5 separate regions of the Homo sapiens genome follow, and regions 1, 2, 3 and 4 are each linked to region 5. A link is an interaction called in ENCODE POLR2A ChIA-PET data of the cell type or tissue named here. Cell type or tissue: OCI-LY7. All regions are shown on one strand. Each heading gives the region's core, and the rest is flanking DNA. Links, peaks and the distances in the headings are about the cores only.

What was found. ChIA-PET counts read pairs that join two places held together with the same protein. Peaks named below come from ENCODE experiments on the same cell type or tissue, not always from the same donor. Only the 100,000 strongest peaks of a DNase experiment are listed, where the experiment ranks them.
Region 1: POLR2A ChIA-PET joins it to region 5 with 5 read pairs; 21 of 35 experiments call an interaction of 5 or more read pairs at or near these places.
Region 2: POLR2A ChIA-PET joins it to region 5 with 5 read pairs; 5 of 35 experiments call an interaction of 5 or more read pairs at or near these places.
Region 3: POLR2A ChIA-PET joins it to region 5 with 6 read pairs; 2 of 35 experiments call an interaction of 5 or more read pairs at or near these places.
Region 4: POLR2A ChIA-PET joins it to region 5 with 11 read pairs; 1 of 35 experiments calls an interaction of 5 or more read pairs at or near these places.

The regions. Positions count from the first base shown.
Region 1 is chr11:66,041,859-66,047,977 of GRCh38, reverse strand. GAL3ST3 (galactose-3-O-sulfotransferase 3) reads left to right here. Exons shown (of 3, transcript NM_033036.3): 2 at 2,451-2,687; 3 at 4,301-6,119. The coding sequence starts at 2,563. The coding sequence ends at 5,471. Among named protein-coding and RNA genes, the nearest start is that of GAL3ST3, 4.2 kb to the left of the region's middle. RefSeq lists an enhancer at 2,336-2,535 and a silencer at 2,646-2,695. In OCI-LY7, for the core only: CTCF peaks have their summits at 2,473 and 2,681 (motif pointing right); a DNase peak (open chromatin) is centred at 2,667; H3K4me3 peaks cover 452 bases.
Region 2 is chr11:66,202,499-66,208,617 of GRCh38, reverse strand. All of the region lies in intron 2 of PACS1 (phosphofurin acidic cluster sorting protein 1), which reads right to left. Among named protein-coding and RNA genes, the nearest start is that of KLC2, 52 kb to the left of the region's middle. In OCI-LY7, for the core only: no CTCF peak of the experiment used is centred there; no DNase peak of the experiment used is centred there.
Region 3 is chr11:66,352,549-66,358,667 of GRCh38, reverse strand. All of the region lies in intron 1 of B4GAT1-DT (B4GAT1 divergent transcript), which reads right to left. Among named protein-coding and RNA genes, the nearest start is that of TRS-GCT3-1, 7.5 kb to the right of the region's middle. In OCI-LY7, for the core only: no CTCF peak of the experiment used is centred there; no DNase peak of the experiment used is centred there.
Region 4 is chr11:64,870,991-64,877,109 of GRCh38, reverse strand. It overlaps EHD1 (EH domain containing 1), which reads left to right. Exons shown (of 5, transcript NM_006795.4): 2 at 2,592-2,689. Among named protein-coding and RNA genes, the nearest start is that of MIR10392, 4.6 kb to the left of the region's middle. RefSeq lists enhancers at 1-352, 5,433-5,522 and a silencer at 3,184-3,374. In OCI-LY7, for the core only: no CTCF peak of the experiment used is centred there; DNase peaks (open chromatin) are centred at 959, 2,719, 3,829 and 5,453; H3K4me3 peaks cover 4,257 bases; H3K27ac peaks cover 5,000 bases.
Region 5 is chr11:66,112,919-66,119,037 of GRCh38, reverse strand. The region is part of intron 1 of PACS1 (phosphofurin acidic cluster sorting protein 1); the gene reads right to left. Among named protein-coding and RNA genes, the nearest start is that of PACS1, 46 kb to the right of the region's middle. RefSeq lists an enhancer at 5,619-5,708. In OCI-LY7, for the core only: no CTCF peak of the experiment used is centred there; DNase peaks (open chromatin) are centred at 3,327 and 5,375; H3K4me3 peaks cover 3,309 bases; H3K27ac peaks cover 3,643 bases.

The sequences.
Region 1 (6,119 bases), core at 637-5,636, 71 kb after region 5:
CTTGGAGTCAAATTGCCAAGGGAAGGCAGGCCTCCCACAGTGTCCGAGCAGCACCCTCTCTCAGGACCTGGAATGTTTAGCCTGGCCGAGTGCCCACCCAGAGGAGACAGGGTTACTGCTTCCAAATACCTGAAGGTCTGTCATGGAGAAAAATGTTCTATGTGCTCTAGGAGGGCAGCACTACCAAGAGTGCAGAATGGGAGGTGTAAGGGGCAGGCCGAAGCAGGTGCTACCACTGGCAGGGTAATCCTGGCTGTCCCGGAAAGAACCTGAACAAGCTGTAAGTTGCTCAGAAATGGACCAGGCTGTATCAGGAGGTGATGAACACCCTGTCATTGACAGTGGCCATACAGAAGCTGGTGCCCGCCTTCAGGGGCTGGTGTCCAGGGAATTCCTGCACTGAGGATGCCCTGTCCCCTGTCCCTAAGCAGGCCTCAGACTGGGGCCTGGCTAGCTCCCCAGAGCTCAGCCATGTAGGGAAGTGGGGAAAGGCCCAAGAGTGGGACAGAGGGGGATACCAGGCACCTGTCACTCTCTCTGTGCGGCCAGTAGAAGCTCTGCCCTCGGGAAAGGTCCCCCATAGCTAGGCTTGACTTCCTTGGCTGACCCTGAATCCTCTGAGAAATAGGGTGGTTTCTGCAAGTTTAGCAAAGGTGGATGTAGACTCCCCTCTTCCCATCTTGGGACACTTCTGTCTAATCACCAAGTTCTCTAAGCAGCAGGAGTGACAGAGGAAAAAGGTGTGTATCCTTAGAGGGCCAAGGGCTCTCACTTCCTCCTGCAAGCAGCCCCAGCCAGGCCAGGCCAGCCCTTCTCTGCCCCAGCAATCCTTGAAGAGACAGGGAGGGCCTTAGACTTCCTCTGCTGTGCCCTTGGTTACCCTCTGTGGCTGGACCCTTTACCCTTGGCTCCGGCCGGATTAAGTCTGTCTGCAGGCAGGTGGAGGGAAGCAGCGATAAGGCCTAGAGAGAAGGGGAGGCATAAACAGAACATCTTTCCACCCAAACAGGTTTAAATGTAATCCAGGATTAAGGGAGCAGGGTCAAGAAGAGAGACTGGAAGCCAAGCCCAGGGCTCCCAGAAAAGGTGATGATCAAAAGGGTTTTCATATTACCTTACCCCTCCTGGGACCCAGGTGTCCTAGTTCCACATGCACATGCCCATCAGGTTCCAGGCTCCCCCTCCCCCGTGGAGAAGGATATGTGTGAGGGCTGAAGCTAAACTTGAACCTGGAGACTGAGGCCCCACCCTAGCTTGGGGACAGGCATCACTGCTGAAGTGGACTTTCCACGGGAGCTGCCCAGGATTGGGCTGCCCTTAAGCCAAGGCATTCCTGTGGGGAAAGGAGACTTGTGTGTGACCAAGCCCTCCTCCCCTCTCTTACTCCTGGGCTTACCTGGGATGGAAGCTCACCTTCTCCTGGAGATCCTCCGTAGGGCAACAAGCAGGAGCCACCTCTTACCCAACCCACACCCCGCCCAGGCTGCCATCTCATTGCTTTGGTCAGGCACTTTTCCCTGCAGAGTCAGCTGATGGGGCCGCCTGGGTTTCAGGTGTCTGGGGATGGAATCCAGATAGGGCTCCAGGATTTCAAGACCTTCCTTTCCCTCATGAATTTCTCAGTCTTGGGCCCTCAGGGCAGGAGCCCAGCTAGGAGCGCTCAGGACTCAGAAGGATGCAGAATTGCCAGAGTCTAGGGCAAGGTTGGGGAAACCAGTTCTCTACAGAAATAGCATATACAGTGTCTAAGGGCATGGACTTTGGAGCCAGAAACAGCAGGTATGAATCTCATTTCTACTGTTACCAGCTGTGTAGCTATGGACAAGTGATATAATCTCTTAGAGCCTCAGTTTCCTTATCTATACAGTGGGAATAATACCTAGGTCAGGGCTGTGGTGAGGACTAAATGGGATTAAGTATGTAATAATACAGTACATAGAGTAAGCCTGCAGTATCGACTCAAAGCCATATCGATCCAAGGAGGTGAAGGCCTGATCAGTGTTTCCGAGGAGCTCGGTTTCTCTGGGGAGTCAGGACCAACCCTGGGCTAAAGCAATTGGGCAAGGAGTCCTGGAGGAGAGGAAACTTTGAGTTGAGACCTCTATGTTCTGAGCCAAGCCCTGGCGCTAAAGCCACTCCACTGGGGAGACATGTACAAATAACCATGAGACAAAGACGAGTTAGGAGCAGGCAGAGAGACAGAGACAGGGCTGAGGGATGGGAGTGGCTACAGCCTGAAGGGCTGGCTACACCCCAGACCCTGTAATTCCACCCAAGACTAAGTTATCTGGAGCAGTGAGGAGATAGGGTCTTGATAACGGGAGGTAGGAATCCGATCTGCCCTGGCCTCTCTGCTTACCCCACCTGTTGGAGCTCTTTGCATCAGACCTGCTGGGGGCCAGATCCCATCTCCTCTGCCCACTGCAAACCCGTCTGCCTTCTTCTGCCAGGCTTCTCGGGAACACTGGCCCTGCTACCAGAGCCGCAGGATCCCCCATGAGTGCCTGTGAAGGGAGTCCTGGATAGTGAGGCCCTGGCTGGTCCAGGGGTGGGTACTCCGCCATGCCACCCATCCTCCAGCGCCTGCAGCAGGCCACCAAGATGATGAGCCGCCGGAAAATCCTGCTGCTGGTGCTAGGGTGCAGCACCGTAAGCCTTCTCATCCACCAGGGGGCGCAGCTCAGCTGGTAAGGGGGCGGGGCCCCAGGGGGGCCGGAGCTCCCCTCCCCATTCTTCCACCTGCTAGAAGGGTCCTGCTAGGCTTTGCTCCTCCCCTCTATTCTGAAAGTGCTTTCCCTTTAGGGCCACACAGCCTCCCTGGACAGGGACTGCTCTTCAATGAAAGGGCTGAGTGACTTGCTCAAAGTTACAGAATCAGTTAGCTGAGATCCGAATCCAGCTCAACTCCCCACAGCATGCAGCTAAGCATTTCCCCAGTGGAAACAACTTCTCACAACTTCCGTAGTGCTGGGCAAGGCCAAGTCCCCTCACTTCTCCGAGCCCCCGTTTTCTCATCTATAAAGTGAGACATGATATGTGTGACACAGCCAGTCACCCTCACACAGGATACCATGTGATTCATGGGAACCCCAACCCTACTCCTGACTCACTGTGTGAACCCAACAAATCCCTGCACCTCTCGGAGACTTCATGTCCCCATTTTCTACACTGTCTGCCCCTGAGAATGGTGTGAATGCGCCCAGCCCCCCTTGCCAGATAATTTGGTTTGAAATCCCAAACACCCATGTTTTAAGAATGAAGCAACAGAAATGAAAGCTTCACGAGGGCTAGGATTGTTTTTGTATATTACTGTATTTCTTGAACCTAGCATTAACCTGGCACATAGTGGACACCCAAAAAATATTTGATGACTGAATTAATGAGGCTTTAGAAGCCTCAAGAGAAACATAACAATGGGTTGCTGCAAAGCCCAGTGCCAACCATCTACAAAGTGAGGAGCCAGTTAAAGAGTAAAAATGAGAAAGAGCAAAAGGATTTAGTGACCATGTGAGTCGTCTCCAGACTTTGTGTAAGTGATTGTTCTCCTTTTGGCCCTCAGTTTCTACATATACAAAGTGGGATTCCTCAAAGATCTCCAGGGGTCTTTGTCCCTTATTTATTTCTACATAAACAAATTATCTTAAAGCTTAGCAGCTGAAAACACAAACATCTGTTATTTTGGGTCAGGAAGCCAGGTGTGGCTTACTGGGAACTTCTGGACCAAGGTCTTTCATGGGGTTGCAACCAAGGTGTTTGCTGGTGATGCAGTCTCATCCGAAGGCTTGATTGGAAGGGATCAGCTTCCAAGCTCACTCACGTGGTTTTGACAGGCTTCAGGTCTTCAAGCCGGCTGGTGGACTGAGGGCCTTAGGTCCTTGTGGGCTTTTCCCACTTAGTGGTAGCTCCCTATAGGGCTGCCCACTATATGGCAGCTTGCTTCCCCCATCATCTGTCATCCCAGATTGAGTGAAAGACACCAAGATACTAGCCAGCCACAGTCTTTCTATGATGAAATTTAAGAAGTGACATCCCATCATTTCTGCCCTCTTCTCTTCTTTAGATGCAATGATAAGTCCAGCCTAACTCAGGTGAGGGGAATACTCAAGGGCATGAATACCAGGAGGGCAGCAGGGATCATAGAGGGCATCTTAGAGGCTACCAAGCACCGCCCTCGACCTTTCCATGAGTGCAGCCCAGGCGGGGCCGCGCTGTGGGGCATCCCACAGTCCTTGGGTAAGGGCAGGGGTCAAGCGGCAGCCCCCTCACACCCTCCTCTCCGCACACTCCCTGGGCCTGGCAGGTACCCCAAGCTGTTCCCCTTGAGCTGCCCTCCTCTGCGGAACTCGCCGCCGCGCCCCAAGCACATGACTGTGGCCTTCCTGAAGACTCACAAGACGGCAGGCACGACGGTGCAGAACATCCTGTTTCGCTTTGCCGAGCGCCACAACCTGACGGTGGCCCTGCCGCACCCGAGCTGCGAGCACCAGTTCTGCTACCCCCGCAACTTCTCGGCGCACTTCGTGCACCCGGCCACGCGGCCGCCGCACGTGCTGGCCAGCCACCTGCGCTTCGACCGTGCGGAGCTGGAGCGCCTCATGCCGCCCAGCACCGTCTATGTCACCATCCTGCGCGAGCCGGCCGCCATGTTCGAGTCGCTCTTCAGCTACTACAACCAGTACTGCCCGGCCTTCCGGCGCGTACCCAACGCCTCGCTCGAGGCCTTCCTGCGCGCGCCCGAGGCATACTACCGCGCTGGCGAGCACTTCGCCATGTTCGCACACAACACGCTGGCCTACGACCTGGGCGGCGACAATGAGCGCAGCCCGCGCGACGACGCCGCCTACCTGGCGGGCCTCATCCGCCAGGTGGAGGAGGTTTTCTCGCTCGTCATGATCGCCGAGTACTTCGACGAGTCGCTAGTGCTGCTGCGGCGCCTACTGGCCTGGGACCTGGACGACGTGCTCTACGCCAAGCTCAACGCGCGCGCCGCCAGCTCGCGCCTGGCCGCCATCCCCGCGGCGCTGGCGCGGGCGGCGCGCACCTGGAACGCCCTGGACGCCGGCCTCTACGACCACTTCAACGCCACCTTCTGGCGCCACGTGGCGCGCGCGGGCCGCGCGTGCGTGGAGCGCGAGGCGCGCGAGCTGCGCGAGGCCCGCCAGCGCCTACTGCGGCGCTGCTTCGGGGACGAGCCACTGCTGCGGCCTGCCGCGCAGATCCGCACCAAGCAGCTGCAGCCGTGGCAGCCCAGCCGCAAGGTGGACATTATGGGCTATGACCTGCCCGGCGGCGGCGCCGGCCCGGCCACCGAGGCCTGCCTCAAGCTGGCCATGCCCGAGGTCCAGTACTCGAACTACCTGTTGCGCAAGCAGAAGCGCCGGGGCGGTGCGCGGGCTCGGCCCGAGCCCGTCCTGGACAATCCCCCGCCTCGGCCCATCCGAGTGCTGCCTCGCGGCCCTCAAGGTCCCTGAGCTCCGCAGGCCTCCAGGAGTATGGGTCCTGCCCTGCCCTCCCAGGAGTCCAGCCAGGGGCTGCCTCCATGTCCTGCCCCCATGAGAGCCCTTTCTTTTCAAGGGGCTTGAGTCCCTCGCTGAACTTTGGGGTACGCCTCCCTATCTGAGCCCCCGCTCCCGATCGTGGGCTGAACCTTGCCTTCGGGCACGGCGCTGATAGGCTGGATCCAGCGCTGGGCCACCCTCTCCTTCCCAGCTGGTTGGTGATTTTGACAAGAGGCCTGAGGGCTGTCCAGAACTGCTCACCCTGCCTTTTTCTGGGGGCTGAGCCCCCACAACCTGTCTTTTCCAAGTGGATAAGCCCAGGCCCCATGGAGAGAGGCTCAGCCCTAGGGAAAGGCTGCTCTTGCTCTCCCTCCCAGGGCTTGAGGCTCCCTATACTTTTCTGTCTTCCAGGTTCTACCCTCCCCACAGACCTAAGCTGCTCCCAGTCTCCCAGAACCAAGAGTTCTTGGGTTGGGATTTTTGTTTGGTTGGTTTTTCTTTTTTTTAATAAAACATCTTTAAAATGTGCGAGTTGTATGTCAGTCATAGAAGCCGGATTCCCCACATTTGAGGATGAAACGGATGCCCAGGAGGAGCTGTGGCTGGACCCATGAGGATGGG
Region 2 (6,119 bases), core at 629-5,628, 89 kb before region 5:
GTCTTTAACTTCTGAGCTCAAACGATCTTTCCACTTCAGCCTCCCAAAGTGCTAGGATTATAGGCCACCAGGCTGGGCCAGGAATGAGTTTTAAAAAGAAGCAAATCTGTAAACAAGGAGCTGTTCATTGAAACATTATTTTTACCGTTTTTATTTTTTATTTGTAGAGATGGGGTATCGCTACATTGCCCAGGTTGGTCTTGAACTCCTCGGCTCAAGTAATCTTCCTGCCACTGCCTCCCAAAGTGCTGGGATTACAGATTTGAGCCCCACACTCATCCCTGTTTATAATTAATGACAAATTTTTGAGCTGCTCATCTCTCACGTGTCTTCAGCAAAGCTGTGATTACTCTGGGAGCTGTTTCTGTTGAAATGGTACTATGCCGCGGTGCTGACCCTTAGGGGAAAACTCCACACATGGAAAAACGCCTCAGCCACTCATGAGGCCAAAATGAGACCAAGGAAGTGGAGCCCTGATGGTTATGTCATTATATAGCGATGCTGCCTATGGGTAATGGCCATAGGGGGAAGGCTGGGTATAAAATCAGCAGAAGCCTGGGTGTGGTGGCACCTGTAATCCCGGCACTTTGGGAGGCTGAGGTGGGCGGATCACCTGAGCTCAGGACTTCAAGACCAGCCTGGGCAACACTGGGAAACCTCGTCTCTACGAAAAATACAAAAATTAGCCAGGCATAGTGGCGTGCACTTGTAATCCCAGCTACTCAGGAGGCTGTGTGGGAGAATCATTTCAGCCTAGGAGGCAGATGTTGGAATAAGCCAAGATCATATCATTGCACTCCAGCCTGGGCAACAGAGCGAGACTCCGTCTCAAAAAAAAACAAAACAAAACAAAAGCCAAGATTATATCACTGCACTCCAGCCTGGGCAACAGAACGAGACTCTGTCTCAAAAAACAGCAAAAATAAAATAACATCAGCAGAAGCACACAGCCAGCCCGCACACAGGCCAGGGCCTCAGGACACCCGGAAGCTCGAGTGCTATAGTGGCAACTGAAGACCGAATGCATCAAATAAACTATAAAAAGCAAAACCAACAGCCACTCTCTCCCACAAGACCCACACATTTATGAGATTCATGCCACAACTGGAAATTTGAACACTGATTTTGTGATATTAAGGTTTTTGTTATTTTAGATAGAGTCTTGCTCTGTCGACTAGGCTGGAGTACAGTAGTGTGATCTCGGCTCACTGCAATCTCCGCCTCCCAGGTTCAAGCGACTCTCTTGCCTTAGCCTCTTGAGTAGCTGGGATTACAGGTGAGTGCCATCACGCCCAGCTAATTTTTGTATTTTTAGTAGAGATGAGGTTTTATCATGTTGGCCAGGCTGGCCTTGAACTCCTGATCTCAAGTTATCCGCTCCCCTTGGCCTCCCAAAGTGCTGGTATTACAGGCATGAGCCACCGCGTCTGGCCAAGGTGTGATAATGGTATCGAGGTTTTGTTTAAATATACTGCCTACATTTTTGAAATACATATCGACATATTTGTGGGTGAAATGTTATGATGTACGGATTGCCTCAAAATAACACTGGTGAAGGGAAACAGTGGGGACACAGACGAAACGAGACTGGCCATAAGTTGATAACAACTGCAGCTTAGTAAGGGGTTCGAGGGAATTGTAAACTACTTCGTCTACTTTTGCACGTTTGAGATTTTTCCAAAATAAAAGTTGAAAAAAGTAATCAGTGCTTAGGGTTCTTTTAAGATTTCTCAGCTCAGAGCATATATTCACAGAATATGAAGGCCTGAGGGCCTGGTCCTGGGTCTTCCCTCTGCCTGGAAGGCTCTTCCTCCAGATACCTGCATGGCCCTCACCTCCCTCAAAGTCTTTGGGTAAATGTCATCTTCTCAACCAGGTCTACCGTGACCACCGTAGGGAATCCGTTAACTTCCTCCACCCCAGCCCTCTCGGTCCCCTTTATCTTAGTTATTGTCACTATAGGACATCACCTTCCAACAGCAGTAGCCTCATTATATGATTATATGAACTCTCACCACCCAAGTATGTGCTCTAAATACCTGTAAAACTTTGTATCCCAAATTCACTATCTGAATTTCAAATTCGCTAGAAGTAATCTGCGTGTGCAGGTAGCAGGATGCGGAGTGCAGTGTGTCACGGGATCGCAGCCAGGCCCAGCCCAGCCCAGCCCTTTCAAGCATGGTGCACTACTGTCCTCATCTTTACTACCCTTCCCCAGGGGTTTAGCTTTCATGGGTTCCAGTATTTGCTTCTTCCAGGTGCCTGGGGCACTACCAACCAGGGTCCAATTTCAAAATTATTTTTAATATACTTTTGTATCATTTGTTTATCTATATAACAGTATATCTTCTTTTGCAGTATAGAAGCAAAACCATTTATATTTAATACTAAAGTAACATAGCACATTAAAATATCCAATATTAATATTATTTTAAAAATTAGGTTACTGGTGTTTTATTATTATTATTTTGAGACAGAGTCTCACTCTGTTGCACAGGCTGGAGTGCAGTGGTGCAATCTTAACTCATTGCAACCTCCGCCTCCCAGGCTCAAGCGATTCTCCTGCCTCAGCCTCCCCAGTGGCTGGCACTACAGGCATGTGCCAAAATGCCGGGCTAATTTTTGTATTTTTAGTAGAGATGGGGTTTGACCATGTCGCCCAGGCTGGTCTTGAACTCCTGACCTCAGGTGATCCACCTGCCTTGGCCTCCCAAGTGCTGGGATTTACAGACATGAACCACCGTGACCGGCCAGGTTACTGCTGTTTTAAATGCTTCTTATTTAAACCAAAAATTCTTATCATATAGATATTTAACAGTATTATTGCTGAATGTGGTGGCTCATGCCTGTAATCCCAGCACTTAAGGAGGCAGAGGTGGAAGGATAGCTTGAGCCCAGGAGTATAAGAGCTGCCTGGGCAACATAGTGAGATCCCATTCTCAAAAAAAAAAAAAAAAAATTAAGAGTATTGTAGTGATATTTGAGGAAATTTGTTGGGGTTTCTTGGATGTCTGAAAATAAGCTGTTATTTTTCATTTATTCTTTATTTCAATTTTTAACTAATAATTTTTATGGGTACATGGCATATATATTTATGGGGTACATAAGACATTTTGGTACAGGCATACAACATGTAATAATCACATCAGGTTATATTGGGTATCCATCGCCTCAAGCATTTATCATTTATTTATGTTACAAATATTCCAATTATACTTTTAGTTATTTTTAAATGTACTATAAATTATCATTGACTGTAATCGTCCTGTTGCACTATCAAATATCAGATCTTTAAAACATTAAAAAAATTTTTATAATTAAAATAATTGTTTTGGCTGGGCGTGGTGGCTCATGCCTGTAATCCCAGCACTTTGGGACGCTGAGGCGGGCAGATCACCTGAGGTCAGGAGTTCAAGACCAGCCTGGGCAACATGGTGAAACCCAGTCTCTACTAAAAATACAAAATTTAGCTGGGCATGATGGTGCACACCTGTAATCCCAGCTACTTGGGAGGCTGAGGTAGGAGAATCGCTTGAACCTGGGAGGTGGAGGTTGCAGTGAGCTGAGATTGCGCCATTGCACTGCAGCCTAGGCAACAAGAGTGAAACTCCGTTTCAAAAAAAAAAAAGTTTTTAAAAAATAGAGATGGGGTTTCACTATGGTGCTCAGGCTGGTCTCAAACTACTGGACTCAAGGAATCTTCCTACCTCAGCCTCCCAAAGTGCTAGGATTACAGGCGTGAGCCACCATGCTTGGCCAAATACCAGGTCTTATTCATTCTATGTTTTTGTATCCATTAACTATCATCACTGCCCGACTGCCCATATGAGCCTGTGGTAACCATCATTAGACTATCTCCATGACTTTAATTTTTAACTCCCAGAAGTAAGTGAGAACATTCAAAGTATGTCTTTCTGTACCTGGCTTATTTCATTTAACATAATGTCCTCCAGTTCCATCCATGTTATTGCAAATGACAGGAACTCATTCTTTTTTATGGCTGCATAGTACTCCATTGTGTATATGTACCACATTTTCTTTATCAGTTTGTCTGTTGATGGACACTTAGGTGCTTCCAAATCTTGGCTATTGTGAATAGTGCTACATGGGACTATTTTGGTTTTTTGAGGAAACTCCATACTATTTTCCATATTCGCTATACTAACTTACATTCCTACCAACAGTGTACGAGGGTTCCCTTTTCTCTACATCCTCACCAGGATTCACTATTGCCTGTCTTTTGGATAAAAGCCATTTTAACTGGGGTGAGATGATATCTCATTGTAGTTTTGATTAGCATTTCTCTGACAATTAATGATGTTACATACCCTTTCATATGCCTGTTTGCCACTTGTAGGTCTTCTTTTGAGAGATGTCTATTCAGATCGTTTGCCCATTTCTTAATCGGATTATTAGATATTTTCCTGAGTTGTTTGAGCTCCTTATATAGTCTGGTTATTAATCCCTTGTCAGATGGACAAGGGATCCCTTGTTGGCCTCTCAAAGTGCTGGGATTACAGGCATGAGCCACCGTGCCTGGCCCAGAAGCTTTTTAACTTGATGTGATCCCATTTGTCCATTTTTGCTTTGGTTGCCAGTGCCAGGTATTACACAAGAAATCTCTGCCCAGATCAATTTCCTGGAGAGTTTCCCCAATGTTTTCTTTTATTTTTATTATTTTAGTGGCCAAAGCAGTTGGAAAAATGTTTTCTTTTAGTAGTGTCATAGTTTCAGGTATTAGAGTTAAGTCTCCAGTCAATTTTTATCTGATTTTTGTATATAGTGAGAGACAACAGTCTAGTTTAATTCCTCTGCATATAGATATCCAGTTTTCCCAGCATCATTTATTGAAGAGATTGTCCTTTCCCCAGTGTATGTTCTTGGCACCTTTGTTGAAAATTAGTTCACTGTAGATGTATGGATTTATTGCTAGATTATCTATTCTCTTCCATTGGTGTAGGTGTTTGTTTTTATGCCAGCACCATGCTGTTTTGGTTACTATAGTTCTGTAGTATAATTTGAAGTCAGATAATGTGATTTCTCTAATTTTGTTCTTTGTGCTCAGGATGGCTTTGGCTATTCTGGGTCTTCTGTGGTTCCATATACATTTTAGGATTTTTTTTTTCTATTTCTGTGAAGAATGTCATTGGTATTTTGATAGGGATTGCATTGAATCTGTAGATTGCTTTGGGTGGTATGGACATTTTAACAATATTGATTCTTCCAATCCATGAATATGGAATATCTTTCCATTTTTTGTGTGTCTATTTAGATTTCTTGCATCAATGTTTTACAGTTTTTAATATAGAGATATTTCACTTCTTTGGTTAAGTTTATTCCTAGGTATCTTATTTGTAGCTCTTGTAAATGGGATTACTTTCTTGATTTCTTTTTCAGATTGTTCACTGTTGACATATAGAAATGCTACCTATTTTCTGTATGTTGATTTTGTATCCTGCAACTTCACTGATTTTATCAGTTCTAATAGTTATTTTGTGAAGTGTAGGTTTTTCCACATAGAAGAGCATATCATTTGCAAACAAGGATAATTTGATTTCTTCCTTTCCAATCTGGATGCCTTTATTTCTTTCTCTTGCCTGACTGCTCTAGTTAGGACTTCCAGTACTATACTGAATAACAGTGGTGAAAGTGATGATCCTTGTCTTGTTCCAGATCTTAAAGGAAAGGCTTTCAGTTTTTCTCCGTTCAGTCTGATACAAGTGATAGGTCTGTCATATATGGCTTTTATTGTGTTGAGGTATGTTTCTTTTATACCCATTTTTTGAGGATTTTTATCATGAAGCCTTGTTGAATTTTATCAAATGCTTTTTCAGAATATATATATATATATATATATATATATATATATATATATTTTTTTTTTTTTTTTTCCTAGAGATGAGGTTTTGCCATGTTGCCCAGGCTGGTCTCAAATTCTTGGCCTCAAGCGATCCATCTACCTTGGCCTCCCAAAGTGCTGGGATTACAGGTGGGAGCCACAACACCCAGCCATTTGGCATCAATTGAGATTATCACATGGGTTTTGTCCTTCATTCTGTTGATATGATGTATCACATTAATTGATTTGTGTATGCTGAACCATCCTTGCACATCCCTGG
Region 3 (6,119 bases), core at 814-5,813, 240 kb before region 5:
CTCTGCTGTCCAGAGCAAAGATTACAGTTTACATGAACAACAGACAAGCTGAAAGGTTGTAAGGAAAAGGTGGGGAGACATTCTCTGGGGAACTGAAAAGCTCCCTCAAATATGAGGGAATTGAGAAAGCCATATACATGCAGGGCAAGATGCATGCTCATAAAAGACTCAAGAAGTCCAGGTGTGGTGGCTCACACCTGTAATCCCAGCACTTTGGAAGGCCAAGGCGGGAGGATCCCTTGAGGCCAGGAGTTCGAGACCAGCCTGGGCAACATAGCAAGACTCCGTCTCCACAAAAATAAAAATAAAATAAAATAAAATAGCAAGACACATGGTGGTACATGCCTGTAGTCTTAGGTACTTGGAAGGCTGAGGCAGGATAATCATTTGAGGCCAGGAGTTCAAGCCTGCAGCAAGTTGTGACTGCACTGCTATACTTCAGTCTGGGCAACAGAACAAGACCCTATCTTTTAAAAAAGGAAGGCATTAATGGAGGAAATGAGGAACGAAAAGATACAAGACGTAGAAAACAAATAGCAAAATGGCACAAGTAAGTCTTTCCTTATCAGTAATTACTTTTTTTTTTTTTTTAAACAGAGTCTCACTCCGTCGCTCAGGATGGAGTACAGTGGTGTGATCTCGGCTCACTGCAACCTCCGCTTTCTAGGTTCAAGCAATTCCCCTGCCTCAGTTTCCCAAGTACCTGGGACTACAAGTGTGCACCACCACACCCGGCTACTTTTTGTATTTTTATTAGAGACGGGGTTTCACCATGTTGGTCAGACTGGTCTTAAACTCCTGGCCTCAAGTGATGTGCCCACCTTGGCCTCCCAAAGTGCTGGGATTACAGGCGTGAGCCACTGCGCCCAGCCTCAGTAATTACTTGAAATGGAATTGACTCAACTCTCCAATTAAAAGGCAAGATTGTCAGAATGGATTTAAAAAAATTTTTTTTTTAGAGGCAGGATCTCTCTGCCCAGGCTGGTCTCAAACTCCTAGAGCTCAAGCAATCCTCCTGCCTCAGCTTCCCAAAGTGCTGGGATTATAGGTATAAACCACCGTGCCTGGCTCAAGAATGGATTTTAAAAATGATTCAACTAGGGCCGGGCGCAGTGGCTCACGCCCGTAATCCCAGCACTTAATTTTTTTGTTTGTTTTTTTCTTTTTGAGACGGAGTCTCGCTCTGTCGCCCAGGCTGGAGTGTAGTGGCGCGATCTCGGCTCACTGCAAGTTCCGCCTCCCGGGTTCACGCCATTCTCCTGCCTCAGCCTCTTGAGTAGCTGGGACTACAGGCGCCCGCCACCACGCCCGGCTAATTTTTTGTATCATTTTTAGTAGAGATGGGGTTTCACCATGTTGGCCAGGATGGTCTCGATCTCCTGACCTCATGATCCACCCGCCTCAGCCTCCCAAAGTGCTGGGATTACAGGCATGAGCCACTGCGCCCCGCCAATCCCAGCACTTTAGAAGGCTGAGGCGGGCGGATCACCTGAGGTTGGGAGTTCGAGACCAGCCTAACCAACATGGGGAAACCCCATCTCCACTAAAAATACAAAATTAGCCAGGCATGGTGGCGCATGCCTGTAATCCCAGCTACTTGGGAGGCTGAGGTAAGAGAATCGCTTAAACTCGGGGGGTGGAGGTTTCAGTGAGCCAAGATGGCACCATCGCACTCCAGCCTGGGCAACAAGAGCGAAACTCCGTCTCAAAAAAAAAAAAAATGATTCAACTGGGATTACAGTGGCTCACGCCTGTAATCCCAGCACTTTGGGAGGTCAAGGAGGGCAGATTACTTTAGCCCAGGAGCTTGAGACCAACCCAGGTAACATGGCAAGACCTCATGTCTACACAAAAAATTTAAAAATTAGGCACACATGGTGGCGTGCGCCTTTAGTCCCAGCTACTCAGGAGGCTGAAGTGGAAGGATTGATTGAGCCTAGGCAGTAGAGGCTACAGTAAGCCGTAATTGTGCCATTGCACTCCAGCCTAGGTGACAGAGCAAGACCCTGTCTCAAAATTAATTAATTAAACAAAAAGTGATTCAACTATAAACTGTCTATAAGAGACTCACTTTAGATCCAAAACCACAACAGACATATATAGAATACTCTACCTATAAACAAAAGAATATATAACCTCAAGTGCTTGTGAAATATTCTCCAGGACAGATCCTATGTTAGGTCACGAAACAGTCTCAATAAATTTTAAAAGACTGAAATCATATAAAGGGTCTTTTCTGATCACAGTGGAATGAAACTGGAAATCAACAACAGAAGAAAAGCTGGAAAATTCACAGATACGTAAAAATTAAACAACATATTCTTAAAAATTAATGAGTCAAAGACATCAAAAGGGAAATTAGGAAATACTTTGAGATAAATGCAAACGAAAATACAACATAGCAAAACTTGCAGGATGCAGTAAGAGCAGTGCTTAGAGGGAAATTTATAGCTATAAATGCCTACGTTAAAAAAGAAGATCTCAGAACAATAACCTGACTTTAGAACTTAAGGAACTAGGGGTCAGGCGCAGTGGCTCACACTTGTAATCCCAGCACTTTGGGAGGCCAAGGTGGGCAGATCACGAGGTCAAGAGATTGAAACCATCCTGGGCAACATGGTGAAATCCTGTCTCTTCTAAAAATACAAAAATTAGCTGGTCGTGGTGGCACACCCCTGTAGTCCCAGCTACTTGGGAGGCTGAGGCAAGAAAATCACTTGAACGCGGGAGGTGGAGGTTGCAGTGCAGTGAGCCGAGATTGCACCACTGCACTCCAGCCTGGCAACAGAGCAAGACTCCGTCTCAAAAATAAATAAATAAATAAATAACTTAAGGAACTAGTAAAAGAAGAGCAAACTACACTCAAAGGTAGCAGAAGGAAAGAAATACTAAAGATTAAAGACAAACAAAATGGAGGGAAAAAAGCAATAGAGAAAATTAATGAAACCAAAAGTTGGTTCTTTGAAACGATCAACAAAACTGACACACCTTTAACTAGATTGACTAAGAAAAATAGAGAGAAGCCTTTAAGGTACTAAAATCTAATACTAAGAAATGCAAGTGGTAATATTACTACCAATTATAGGCACACCTAAAACATATTGCAGGTTTGGTTTCAGACCACTGCAATAAAGCAAATATTGCAATAACTTGGGGTTTCCCGGTGCATATAAAAGTTATGCTTGGCCGGGCGCGGTGGCTCATGCCTGTAATCCCAGCACTTTGGGAGGCGAGGCGGGTAGATCAACTGAGGTCAGGAGTTTGATACCAGCCTGACCAACATGGTGAAACCCTGTCTCTTCTAAAAATACAAAAATTAGCTGGGCGTGGTGGCAGGTGCCTGTAATCCCAGCTACTCGGGAGGCTGAGGCAGGAGAATTGCTTGAATCAGGGAGGCGGAGGTTGCAGTGAGCTGAGATCGCAGGATTGCACTCCAGCAAGACTCTGTCTCAAAAAAAAAAGTTATGCTTATGCTACATTGTAGTCTATTAAGTATGCAATAGCATTGTGTCTAAAAAACAATGTATATACCTTAATTAAAAATATTTATTGTGGCTGGGTGCGGTGTCTCACACCTGTAATCCCAGCACTTTGGGAGGCCATGGTGGGCTAGGGCAGATCACCTGAGGTCAGGAGTTTGAGACCAGCCTGGCCAACATGGAGAAACCCCGTCTCTACTAAAAATACAAAAATTAGCTGGGCATGGTGATGCGTGCCTGTAATCTCAGCTACTCGGGAGGCTGAGGCAGGAGAATCACTTGAACCTGGGAGGTGGAGGTTGCAGTGAGCTGAGATCTCGCCACTGCACTCCAGCCTGGGCAACAGAGCAAGACTCCATCTCAAAAGAAAAAAGAAAAAAAAAAAACCTTATTGCTTAAAAATGCTAGTGATCACCGGAACCTTCAGTAAGTCATAATCCTGAAACCTTTAGCAAGTTGTAATCTTTTTGCTGGTGGAGGGTCTTGCCTCGATGTTGATAGCTGCTGACTGATCAGGATGGTAGTTGCTGAAGATGGGGGTGGCTGTGCCAATTTCTTAAAATAAGGCAACGATGAAATTTGCTGCACTGATTGATCCTTTCATGCAAGATTTCTCTCTAACATGCGATGCTGTTTGATAACATTTTACCCACAGTAGAAGTTCTTTCAAAATTAAAGTCAATCCTCTCAAATCCTACAGCTACTTTATCAATTAAGTTTACATAATATTCTAAATCCTTGTTGTCATTTATCAATGTTCACCGCATCCTTGCCAGGAGTAGATTCTATCTGAAGAAACCACTTTGATGATCCAGAAGAAGCAACTCCTCATCCATTCAAGTTTTCTCATGATATCGCAGCAATTCAGTTACATCTTCAGACTCAACTTCTAATTCTAGTTCTCTTGCTATTTCCATCATATTTGCAGTTACTTCCTCCACTGAAGTCTTGAACCCTTCAAAGTCATCAGCGTATTCCAAGGTCTCCAGTGCAGTGGCATGATCATGGCTCACTGCAGCCTAGACCTCTGGGTTCAGGTGATTCTCCCGCCTCAGCCTCCTGAGTAGCTGGGACTACAGGTATGCGCCACCATGGCTGGCGATTTTTTTGTATTTTTAGTAGAGACGGGGTTTCGCCATGTTGCCCAGGCTGTTCTCAAACTCCTGGGCTCAAGGGGATCTGCCTGCCTTGGCCTCTTGAAGTGCTGGGATTACAAGCGTGAGTCACGACGCTCGGCCTCACTTTCTTATCTTTTGTGTGTTCACTGGGGTAGCACTTTTAATTCCTTCAAGAACTTTTCCTTTGCATTCACAACTTGGCTGACCATTTGGCACAAGAGGCCTAGCTTTCAGCCTATCACAGTGTTTACCATGCCTTCCTCACTATGTGTAATCATTTCTAGCTTTTGATTTAAAATGAGAGAAGTGCAACTCTTCCTTTCACTTGAACACTTAGAGGCCAACATAGAATTATCAGCCTAATTTCAATATTTTTGTGTTTCAGGAAATAGGGAGGTATGAGGAAGGGGAGAACAGTCAGTCGGTGGAGCAGTCAGCACACACACAACACTTACTGATTTTTTTTTTTTTTTGAGACGGAGTTTCGCTCTGTCACCCAGGCTGGAGTGCAGTGGCACGATCTCGGCTCACTGCAAGCTCTGCCTCCCGGGTTCATGCCATTCTCCTGCCTCAGCCTCCTGAGTAGCTGGGACTACAGGAACCCGCCACCTTCAATCTGTAAAAAAAAAAAAATGCAATTATCTGTGACGTGCAATAAACCAAAGTGCAATAAAGTGAGGTATGCCTGGCTGGGCGTGGTGGCTCACGCCTGTAATCCCAGCACTTTGGGAGGCGGAGGGGGGTGGATCACAAGGTTAGGAGATTGCAACCATCCTGGCTAACAGGATGAAACCCCGTTTCTACTAAAAATACAAAAAAATTAGCCAGGCGTGGTGGCAGGCACCTGTAGTCCCAGCTACATGGGAGGCTGAGGCAAAAGAACGGCGTGAACCCGGGAGGTGGAGCTTGCAGTGAGCCTAGATTGCACCACTGTACTCCAGCCTGGGCAACAGAGCGAGACTCCATCTAAAAAAAAAAAAAAAAAGTGAGGTATGCCTTTACCCAGAAGTAAAAAGGACTATAAGAGAATACTATGAATAACTGTATGCTAACAAATCAGATGAAATGGACAAATTCCTGAAAACACACAAACTACCAAAACTGATGCAAGAAGAAACAGGAAATCTGAACAGACCTATAACAAGTAACCAGATTTAATCTGTAATCAAAAACCTCCCAACAAAGAAAATCCCAGGACCAGATGGCTTCACAAGTGAATTCTACCAATCACTTAAAGAATTAACATCAATCCGGCTGGGCGCGGTGCCTCATGCCCGTAATCCCAGCACTTTGGGAGGCGGATGAGGGCAGATCACCTGAGGTCAGGAGTTTGAGACCAGCCTGCAACATGGTGAAACCTCGTCTCTAGTAAAAATACAAAAATTAGCCAGGCATGGTGGCGCACACCTGTAATCCCAGCTACTCTGGAGGCTGAGACGGGAGAATCGCTGGAACCCAGGAGGCAGAGGTTGCAGTGAGCCGAGATCATGCCACTGCACTCCAGCCTGGGTGACAGAGCGAG
Region 4 (6,119 bases), core at 660-5,659, 1.2 Mb after region 5:
GTTCACGGACTCCACATGCCTTTCATAATTCTGCACCAGCGAAGAGCCTCTGAAGGAATCTTTGAATCCTGCCTTCCAGGTCCCCGCCCTGCACGGTCACATTCCTTTCCAGACGCCATCCAGCTGTGCAGGGCAGCTTGCCCTAGAGCCAAGCTGGTGGCCAGGCCTACTCCAGGCACAGAGCTGACCTTCAGCAGGGTCTGTTCACTTCCAGGCATTTCAGCCCGCCCTCCTGTTTTACGGCTGTTGATGTTTGTCTGTCAAGGCCAGGTTGAGTGCAGCCCTTTGGGCTAAGGGTCCTGAAGAGGCGGAGTCCTCTTCACTTTCCTTGTGAGGGCACACCTTTTTTGAAAGGAGAGACATGGCACAGGACCAGTTTTCTGAATTTGGAAGCCTAGAGTTTCAGAGCTGGAAGGATCTTAGACATCATCTTGGCAGCCCCCACCTGACTGGTTCAGGAAACCGAGGTTCAGAGGGTCTGGCTGATGTGTGGAAGTCACCCATTAGGTCAGCCAGCACTGACTGCCTGGCTTTTGCACAGCCAGTTACTGCTTTCTGCTGCTTCTACCCGAAAAAGAGCAATTCGAGATTGCTTTGTCCGAGACCGGTGCTTTGATGACATTGGTGCCACAGGATCTGAGAGGTGGCACACGTTTATTTCCTTCTTGCTGCCACCTCATCTCCAGAGGATCCCTGATCACTGATGGCCCTGCCGAAAGGGCCCTATCAGCCCACGCTGAGGCCCAGAGCTGTGCCAGGATGTGTAGTGTGGGGAGTGAGCCCGGCGAGGAGGGTGCAACAAAGGAGGCTTTTCTCTGGCTGATACAGCCTCTCCCAGCTGAGTCTTGAAGAGACTCATTGAGTCGTGAACTTGACTTGCCGGCCTTCTCCCCCTATGTGGCTGCTCTAAGAATAAAATCAGCTGGAGCAGACCAAGGCAAGGTGCAGTCAGGGTGTCTTAAGAGTGTCTTGCAAAAACTTATTGCATAACTGGGACTGCCACTTGTGCGAGATGAAACCTGTGCGTTCTTGGTGAGATGGAATCGGAGGCATCTTTGCTGCTTCCCCTTTCTTGTTTTCTGCCATATACCCTGGGCTCTGCAGAGCAACTGGTTTCTGGGTCCTATAGATATTAACTCACTTTCTGGGCTCATTTATGAGGCATTTTTATGTATGTGATTTCCCAGAGCCAATTCTGCTTCCCATCCTTCTATTCTGTAATCATCTCTCCAGCGCCTCCTGTCCCCAGCAGGAAGGCCAGGACTGGCCTTCATGCATTGCTACTGGCACTGGCGAGAGTGAGGCCCACGTTTTGCTCGCCCTGCAGGTCAGCTGGTCTTGCTCCACTGCCTTGCAGAGCACCCCTTGCCCTGGCCAGCTGCCCTCTGCCCGTGGGCCCCTGGTCACTGGGGGATGGGGCCAAAGGGAGAAGCTGATCGGCTCAGAGTCCTCCCGTCTGTTGGAAAGGCAGCTTCAAGTCTGTGTCCTACAGATAATGGGTCAGTCTTTTCTTTGCTCTCACTACCTTTTTCAGAGAAGTTTTTTGTTTGTTTTTTTGAGACAGAGTCTCGCTCTGTTGCACAGGCTGGAGTGCAGTGGCGCACAATTTCGGCTCACTGCAAGCTCCACCTCCTGGGTTCGAGCAATTCTCCTGCCTCAGCCTGCCGAGTAGCTGGGACTACAGGCGCGTGCCACCATGCCCAGCTAATTTTTCTATTTTGGGTAGAGATGGAGTTTCACCATGTTGGCCAGGCTGGTCGTGAACTCCTGACCTCAAGTGATCTGCCTGCCTTGGCCTCCCAAAGTACTAGGATTACAGGCGTGAGCCACCACGCCTGGCCTTTCAGAGAACTTTTCAAAGGAGCTTTTTCTGCGTCCAGTGAAGGATCCCTGCTCTCAACTGAGACTGCCCCTTGCCTTTCTGGGCTGTTCTAAGCTTAGTGTGAAACTCAGATATGCGTGGCTGAGCCCTGGCCCGCAAGTCGCCAGCCTCTCCACGGCTTTGTTCTTCCTCAGCCTGCTCGGACTTTCAGAGAATGGCGCGTCTGTGCTTCTCCGTCCCACCGTCTACCAGCCTGTGTGGTCCCCAGCTTTTGCCAGCCGTCCATTTCAATTCCCTCACCCAAGCGGCTGGTTGAAAGGGCAGGGCTGGCCCTAGCAGCAGTAGGAAGCGGCCAGCTCTCTTCAGTGTGGAGATTTAGCCAAGTGCTGGAGGATTCTGAGATGGGATTTCAGCGCCCCAGCGTGACCTTCTGCTTCCCCTCCGAACTGAATGGTGACCTAGGCTTGCACAGTTTTCACTAACAAGTCAGCAGCTTGAAAGTTGACCTCTCAAACTCTAGGGGAAAAGTGTGTGAGGAAGTGCTGATTTGGGTCAGTTTGAGCCTGCTGGTTGCATTCCCAGTTGAGAAAGTCCATACGATTTGCCGGCCACCCCGGGAAACTAAGACGATAGAAAACCACCTGTCAGTTCCCCGCTGCTGGAGAGGAAGCCAGAGATGGAGCGAAGGAGTACAGAGAGCCCTTTGTTGTGTCCGGAGCAGTGATGACTGTGTCTTGACGCCTCTCTTCTGGCTCTTGCTCTCATGTAGGTTCATGTGTGCCCAGCTGCCCAACCCCGTCCTGGACAGCATCAGCATCATCGACACCCCCGGGATCCTGTCTGGAGAGAAGCAGCGGATCAGCAGAGGTAAACAGCTGTGACCACAGCTCGGGCTGCTGGTGTTGTCACACATCCTTCTCTCTAAGATCTGCAACTTGGTTCAGATGCTGCCCTTGAGATTTCTCCTTTTTTTTTTTTTTTTTTTTGACGGAGTCTTACTCTGTCACCCAGGCTGGAGTGCAGTGGCGCGATCTCAGCTCACTGCAACCTCTGCCTCCTGGGTTCAAGCGATTCTCCTGCCTCAGCCTCCTGAGTAGCTGGGACTACGGGCATGTGCCACCACGCCCGGCTAATTTTTGTATTTTTCGTAGAGATGGGGTTTCACTATATTGGCCAGGCTGGTCTCGAACTCCTGACCTCATGATCTGCCCGCCTTGGCCTCCCAAAGTGCTGGGATTACAGGCGTGAGCCGCCACACCTGGCTGCCCTCGAGATTTCTTCCAGTCTCAGCCTTTCTAAAAAAAAAAATGTGGCCGGGCACGGTGGCTCACACTTGTAATCCCAGCACTTTGGGAGGCCGAGGTGGGCGGATCACGAGGTCAGGAGATTGAGACCATCCTGGCTAACACAGTGAAACCCCATCTCTACTAAAAAATAGAAAAAATTAGCTGGGCGTGTTGGTGGGCGCCTGTAGTCCCAGCTACTCGGGAGGCTGAGGCAGGAGAATAGCGTGAACCCAGGAGGTAGAGCTTGCAGTGAGCCGAGATCGCGCCACTGCACTGCAGGCTGGGCGACAGCGAGACTCCGTCTCAGAAAAAAAAAAAAAAGTGTCCGAGTAAGAACCCATTTTACATCAGCCTCCCATCTCCACAGTGCTCTGTGCACTGAGAGGGCGGGAGCTGCTTTCTTTCTTGGCTCCCTGGGCCTAGGCAATGGGAGCAGCCATGGTGAGACCACAGCCAATCTTATGTGGCTGTCATGCTTTTGAACCCCTGGGGCATGCTGGAAACAACAGGATCAGAATCGGGCCATGCTGTGAGGGTGCAGGAAGCATTGCTGACTCTGAACAAGCCCCTGGTCCCCAGAGCTTATTAGCTTTAGTCTGTGTTTAACAGCCTTTGCCCCCCAAAGCCATATACATTCCTCACACGTCCAGCAGGACTGAGAGAGAGCCAAGCAAAAGGAGAAGCTGGTAGAAATTCATGAAACGGGCTGGTGGAAATTTGCTTACATTTGCTTAGAGGTTGACAGCAGCCTCCCTGGCTGAGGCCTTCTTGCTATGCAGTAGTGCACCGTGCCCATTCCAATTGTGTAAACTCCTGCCTAGATTCTGCCAAGCTCTTTTGAAGATCTGGTTCAGGATGAGCCTGAACTGGGTCCTCCATCTGTCACTGCCCCTTTTTCACAGACGGGTGGGGCGCTTTGGGGCCTGATGCTTTCTGGGAGGAGCTTGAGGGTAGGCTGGTACCTGGCAGGTGAGGAGTGGAGTCTACAGCTCCAAATGTGAAAATGAAATAAGATCAAACTCAAAGAGGGGTTGAGGACAAGTGAGCAAGTTTGTTGATGATTAACTTGCAGATCCTTCCCGTGTCCCTTACCCTCTGGACTGGCCTTTGCTGGGTGAGCCTTGCAGTCAAAGCCGGCAGCTAGGATTTGGGGTGCACATGTCTCTCTGCTAGGGCTGTGAGGGCATGGGGACTCTGTTCTTGGAGCTGAGAAACCTTGCTTCTCTTTCCTTCCAGCCTTGCGGGCCTTGCCCGTGTGGGACTGCATCAGAGCGTACTGAAATCACTGGCCCTCATCTGGTTTCAGAGCTGCCAGTTAAGCTGTTAGATTCTCCCACCCCTGGTGACAGTGATGCACCTAGGAGTTAAGGGAGTAGATTTGGAGACCCCTTTAAAAAAAAAAAAAAGCGAGGGCTAGTATTTTTATTTCTTACTGCTATTGTTGTTCCAACCTAGTTTTAGTAAATGCCGGATAAGCAAAAGCCCTGTCATTTGCCAAAGCAAGGTCAGAAAATCTGATTAAGTTACTCTTTTATTTTTTTGAGACAGAGTGTCGCTCTATCGCCCAGGCTGGAGTGCAGTGGCATGATCTCGGTTCACTACAACCTCCTCCTCCCTGGTTCAAGCGATCCTCCCACCTTAGCCTCCTGAGTAGCTGGGATTACAGGTGCATGCCACCACGCCTGGCTAATTTTTATATTTTTAGTAGATATGGGGTTTCGCCATGTTGGCCAGGCTGGTCTTGAACTCCTGACCTCAGGTGATCTGCCCGCTTCGGCCTCTCAAAGCATCATCACAGCCTTGAACTCCTGGGCTCAAGTGATCCTTCCACCTTAGTCTCCCGAGTAGCTGGGCCCACAGGCGCGGGCCATCATGCTCGGCTGGGGTTGTATGTCTTGTGTTGCTTGCCTTGGCCCCTGCCCTCTGAGATGCTCCCTCCCCACCTCCCACTCCCTCTGCTTCCTTTCCCTGGTAGGAAAGAGGCAGGCAGAGGTGTCTACACTGGCTGTCTCTGGGACAAGCACCAAAGTGTATGCTCCATATCAGTGGATCTGCAGACACAGCATGGCGTTTTGATTGGGAGCAAGGGGTGGACGTAGGTGTTGCCTTGTGGTCCCTGCCCTGGAGTTGCCTGTGCAGACAACAGGTTGGAGGAACAAGCCAGCAGGACATGAGGCTGCTGTCAGTGTGCTGCCCTGCTCTGCCTGTGTGGCCTCCCTCTCCCCTCCAGGTGCAAAGTGTGGCCCCTCTGCATCCCTGAGAGGCCAGGCTCCCCTATATCCACAGAAGGTCATCTCTACCCATTATGGGCAGGAAGGAGCCGGTGGCTGAAAGAGAAGCACATCACGCTGATTGGAGGAGGGGTTTCCTGCTGTGAAGTAGCAGAAGATCAAACCGATTTTACTAGACCATTTCTTTTCCTCCATAGCCCTAGAGGCCTTGGTTTAGATGTGTTTTACTAAAAGTTACCTGGTTAGGGTTTGAATGATGGTGTTTTATTGTCAGGAGAAAGACCATCGCTCAGTACCTCTTGGAGGTGCTGGGTGTAAACTCCAGGATGAGCCCCGCTAGGTGTACACAGGAGGAGTGGATTTCTGTTTCCTGGAGGCCCCGCCCGTCAGTCATGGAAAGGCCCGTGTGGCCTGTCCAGCGGAGGAGGTCGGAGTGGAGCAGTGCGTTCCCGGCAGGGCTGGCCACCTGCTACTGCCTTTGCTGGTGGCGTGGAAAGCAGGTGTTTCCCTCTCGGAAAGATGGGGCCGGCAGAGCACGCACCAGGGCCCCAGCACAACACGCCTCCCCTGGCCTGCCAGCCCGTTCCCTGGAAACATGTCCTTGTGGAGGCCGTGGATGGACATTGGGGTTGCTAATTGCATTTACTTCCATTTCCCACCCCGTCTGGCCCCGCCTGGCCCCTCCTGACTTTTTTTCCCCTTTCCCCATGGTCCTAATGTGTGCAGGAAACACGGTCTGAAAAGATAAGGTGGGCTGGTGCAGGCCCAAAGCAGTCAGGA
Region 5 (6,119 bases), core at 453-5,452:
CACTCAGCTCAGGCATCCCACTTCTGTGTTTTCCCTGACACTTGTGCCTACCTTTATCTTAGCACTTACTATAACATGTTGTGGTTGATTATTCAATTGTCTATATCTCCCCAGTCACAAGGGCAAGCAATGTTTTTTAGTTTCTGTATTCCTAGCTGACACAGATGCTCAAAAAAATATTTGGGAAGGGAGAGAAGGAAATAACGAGAAAATAAGCTCAGAATATCTTTTTTTCTTTTTCTTTCTTTTTTTTTTTTTTTTTTTTTTTGTAGACATGGGGTTTCGCCATGTTGCCTAAGCCCAGGCTGGTCTTAAACTCCTGAGCTCAGGTGATTGGTCCACTTCAGCCTCCCAAAGTGCTGGGATTACAGGCGTGAGCTACCACGCCTGGCCTAGAAAATATCCTTTTTATTTATTTATATTTTAGAGACAAGATCTCACTCTGTCACTCAGGCTGGAGTACAGTGGCACAATCATGGCTCACTGCAGCCTTGACTTCCCAGGCTCAAGTGATCCTCCCACCTCAGCCTCCCAAGGAGCTGGGACTACCAGTGCACACAACCACATCTGGCTGATATTTTCATTTTTTGCAGAGACAAGGTCTCCTTATGTTGCCTAGGGTGGTCTTGAGCTCCTGGGCTCAAGCAATCCTACTGCCTCAGCCTCCCAAAGTGCCCGGATTATAGGCATGAGCCACAGCGCCCGGCCCCTGGCTGGAAATTCTTATCTTTATACAGACACTAGGTAGCAGCTCAAGGTCTTGATAGTGGCTCAATGGCATACACATAACAGGTTAAATCAGTGGTTCACCTGTGTGTAGCATCTGTTAACCATCTATGCTGTTTATGTTCCATAAATATGCACCAACCCCTTAGTCTATTCTCTTTACTTATACCTACCTCAAAGCCAGGCATCTGATTACTTGTTTAGACTAACGTAGATGAATAATCCAAACATACGTTTAAAATGACCCCCACATGTGCCAAAAAGGCTTCAGGGTACCCTGGGGTTCTACAGAACACAAATGGAAAAAACATCCTACAAACACTAGTCTCAAAAGTGAATGACAGCTTCAAATAATTTAAAGCCACAATTACCAGATATAATAGGGAGATATGTGGAAAGTCTACCGCATCATTATCACATAAAGCATCAAAGAGGAAACAAACATCTTTTTTTTTTCTTTTTTTTTGAGATGGCATTTCACTCTTGTTGCCCAGGCTGGAGTGCAATGGCGCAATCTCGGCTCACTGCAACCTCACCTCCTGGGTTCAAGCAATTCTCCTGCCTCAGCCTCCCAAGTAGCTGGAATTACAGGCATGCGCCACTATGCCCAGCTAATTTTGTATTTTTAGTAGAGATGGGGTTTCTCCATGTTGGTCAGGCTGGTCGCGAACTCCCGACCTCAGGTGATCCGCCTGCCTCGGCCTCCCAAAGTGCTGGGATTACAGGCATGGGCCACCACGCCCGGCCATAACAAACATCTTTTAATCACATGTTGAGGGCTGGTCTTGTAACTCTAATGAGGGGTCCTTAACCTTTTCTTTTTCTTTCTTTTCTCTCTTTTTTTTTTTTTTGAGATGGAGTTTTCCTCTTATTGCCCAGTCTAGAGTGCAGTGGTGCGATCTCGGCTCACTGCAACCTCTCCTCCTGGGTTCAAGCGATTCTCTTGACTCAGCCTCCTGAGTAGCTGGGATTACAGGTGCCCGCCACCATGCCCAGCTAATGTTTGTATTTTTAGGAGAGACACGATTTCACCATGTTGGCTAGGCTGGCTTCAAACTCCTGACCTCAAGTGATCTATCCACCTAGGCCTCCCAAAGTGCTGGGATTACAGGTGTGAACCACTGCGCCCAGCCTCCTTAACCCTTTCAATGCCAGGGTCCCTTTGGCAGTCTGGAGAAGTCAGAGGACCCCTTCTCAGAGCAATGCTTTAATGCATAATACACATCGTTTTTAAAAGGAAACAATTTATAATAATAAAGCCACAGTACTACTCCTGACACTTCCTGTCTTCTTCCCCTGCTTAGTTTTTTCTACCCAGCATTTGTCCCTACTGAATTCACTATATACTGCCCTTTATTTGTGTTATCTTATTTAGTATATGTCTCCCCAACTAGAATCTGAGTTGTTTTTTTTTTTGTTTTTGAGATGGAGTCTCACTTGGTCACCCAGGCTGGAGTGCAGTTGCACGATCTTAGCTCACTGCAAACTCCACCTCCCAGGCTCAAGTGATCCTCTCACCCCAGTCTTATGAGTAGCTGGGACCACAGACACACACCACCACGCCTGGCTAATATCTTGTATTTTTGGTAGAGATGTGATTTCAACATGTTGCCCAGGCTGGTCTTGAACTCCTGAGCTCAAGTAATCCACCTGCCTCAGCCAAAGTGCTGGGATTACAGGCGTGAGCCACTGTGCCCAGCTAGAATCTAAGTTCTATGAAGGCAGAGATGTTCATCTATTTTGTTCACCACTCTATTTCCAAAAAGCTAGAAAACTGCCTGGTATAGAATAGTTGCTCGTAAGCATTTGTGGGATTATTAAATGAACTTTATGTCTCATAAGAGCTGTTTTCTAGCATTAATCAAAGGCAGTTCTTCTAGGTTCTCACAACCTTAGGAAAGATAATATGTAATACTTCGTATTTACAAACAGCTTTTGGTGAGCACTGGAACCCTTTTGTAGACAGTCTCATTCAACCACAGTAGACCTAATATCTAACGACTGAGGGCAAAGAAGGGATGTGAGATGAGCAGTCAAATGCTTTCAGGCCAGAGAACAAAATAGATGACCCAGGCCCCTGCTTATTCGCTCTGCCCTTTGCCCCTGGAGCTTTAGCTGCTTTGCTTAGAGGACAGTCTCTCCCTCACTGAAGATACCTAATTGCACATTAGCAATAGGAAGGTTTCACTGGACCCAACCAGACTCATTCATAACAAATAGCGACACATTCCTTTGCAACAAGGTTCTAGGATTTCCAACTTCTTGCCAAGGCAATTCTTAAATAGAGGAAATGGCTTTCTTTTCAAATTCATCTTAATCACAATAAGTTAAAAGGTTAACAAGAATTTAAAACCCTCAGATATGACAGCTGCCTATATTATTTGTCTAAGAGGAAGAAAGCTTAAAGTCAAGATAACTGAAACCGCCAGAGAACAAAATAATCTCTAACAACTGCAACGCCTTCGTGCTTTAAGCGTACTTGTAACAAATTGAAAAGGAAAACCAGAAACCAAAAAAAGAAGGGGAGGAGGGAAGGTGAGGTTAATACCGAGGTCAGCTAATACGAAAGAAAAACAGGGTCTCAGGCTGTCTCATAACTAAACATGCAGGCAAAACCTAACAGGAAGGCAATTTTGGTCCTTCTTGGGTAGCTAAGACAAATGTCAGCCTGCTCTGCAGTCCCACTATTTGCTGAAAAGCAGGGCTGAAGAAATATACTTACCTCATGTGGGGTTTTGAAAGATTCAAATCCATCTACCTGAAATATAACTAATTCTGCTTAAACATCAGAATTTTCCATATTTGTGCATCTCCATATACAGGGCAAGGAGATGGAAAGACAGGTTTCTTGCTTGTTTTAAATATTTTGAGTGCTAATAAACCAGCAACTGCTGGTCACCAGTAGAGGCTGGTAGAAAGTTCCACAGAAATTAGTGTATTAGCAGGATTTCAAACTGAAAAAGGGAGAGAGAAAAAACATTTTTCACAAATGCTTGGCTCCAGCTCCATGGGAAAACATTAATTTAAAGCACTCATTATAACCAACTGCTGATCATGTTACAACCAAAGGTCACTGTTCTAGTTTTTTTTTTTTTTTTTTTTTGAGATAGGGTCTCGCTCTATTACCTGGGCTGGAGTGCAGTGGCACAATCACAGCTCACTGCAGCCTTGACCTCCCAGGCTCAAGCAATCCTCCCACCGCAGCCTCCCAAGTAGCTGGGACCACAGCCATGAGCCAGCATGCCCGGCTAATTTTTGTATTTTTTTTTTGTAGAGATGGGGTCTCCCTATGTTACCCAGGCTGGTCTCTGACTCCTGGGTGCAAATGATCCTCCCACCTCAGCCTACTAAAGTGCTGGGATTACAAGTGTGAGCCACCACACCTGGCTTATGGTTCTAGTTCTAATCCTTAGAGATGTATGCTTCTTTTGAATGAGGTATACAAACTGTAAGAAAATTATGTAACCACTTATAGTGCTTTTGGTTTATAATCATACCTAAAAAGAAAGCCCTGAAGACACAATGCTAATGAAGTCCGCAGTCACAGAGAACTTACATTCAACTTTTTCTTCTGAAACAAAGTTTTCAGTGTAGTTCTAACATTACAGTATCAGTGAGGCACTTCCCACCCTAATAAGCTTTTTTAAAAGCTAGAATAATTATATAACTAAATAAGAAATGAAAGACCCTAAAAACACAAATTATTTGCATTTTCTAAATTCATTTTTTGACTATTAGAGTGAAAATTAGAAATAAATGTCCATTTAGTAGGATTAGTTAAATAAACTGTGTTTTCTCTATTCTATGGCATACTAAGCAGCCATTAAAAAGTATGAGATAGGCCTGTAAGTACAAAAACAGAAAAATCCCCAAGGTACTTTTTTTTTTTTTTTTGAGGCGGAGTCTTGCTCTGTCGCCCAGGCTGGAGTGCAGTGGTGGGATCTCAGCTCACTGCAACCTCTGCCTCCTGGGTTCATGCCATTTCCCTGCCTCAGCCTCCCGAGTAGCTGTGACTATAGGCGTCCGCCACTACTCCCGGCTAATTTTTTGTATTTTTAGTAGAGACGGGGTTTCACCGTGTTAGCCAGGATGGTCTCGATCTCTTGACCTTGTGATCCGCCCGCCTCGGCCTCCCAAAGTGCTGGGATTACAGGCGTGAGACACCGCACCCAGCCCCCAAGATACGTTTTTATGTGAAAAAAAAACAAGCTGAACAACTCATAGTGATTCTGCTTACGTAAACAATGTCTATGTATCTGTACACATGTCCTATGTCAATGCTTAGGAAAAGATCTGGAAGAATGTCTGCCGAACTCTTAATCGTATTTTTGTCTGGGGAGGTGGAGAGATGCAAAAGAGCTTCAGTGGCACTTTCACATCATACCCTATGTGTTTGCTTGAGTACTTTATGAGGCTGTGGTCATATATCACTTGCAAAATAATGTATTAATAAAGGAAGAAAGGACTGGGTGATTCTGTGAACTAAAGGGAGGAAAAATAAAAGATGAAAATTAGACTTGATACTAAATAAAGTATATTAATGTCAGAGCAAGAGTTTGATCACGAGACAGTCAACTATTCATCAAATCTCTATACAGCTTTCAGTTCAGCTGCTGTATTAACAGGAACAGGAGGAATCCTAAACATAAAGACTACAACTTCTGAAGAGGAAGTCTGATCAAAGTATACAAGTCATCATACCGAAAGGAACTGAGAGTTTAAAATATACTCTTATGTCTTCTTGTCAAACTACATGTGCTGCAAACATTTTTTTTCCTTGCTTGTTACGTTGTAAAAGTATCTGTTTGGAGATACTTAGTCTTTGAGGTGGAGACCCAACTAGCCTTGATGGTAAGTAAGTTCCAATAGCATATCTGAAGATAACCAATAACCCTGCAATTAGAAAGATGTTTTGCCAACTAGAGATTGAGGACAAGAGACCCAAAGGATGTTGGAACTGATTCAGAAACAGGAATGTAAGTACGTCTGGGATGAGTCAGCAGGTAGCTAGGAGAACTGGAAATTAAAAGAAAAGTCATCTGCCCAAGAAGTGGGTAGGTAAACAAAAGAAATCCAAAGTACATTTAAATGTCAGACACCAGTTCAACTTTGAGAAATAGTTTATATACAATAAAGTGGACTGATTTAATTGTACATTTTGATAAGTTCTGACAAATTTATACCTGTGTAATCACCACCATATTTAAGATACAGAACATTTCCATTACCCTAAAAGTTCTGTGTTCCATCCCAGTCAACCCTCTCCCATCCTGGGTTCTGGTTAGCCACTTTTCTCTTACTATAAATTAAATGCCCTTCCTAGAATTTCATATCAATGGAATCCTAAGTATGTGCTCTTCTGTGTAAGGCTTCCTTTCATGCAGCATAATGCT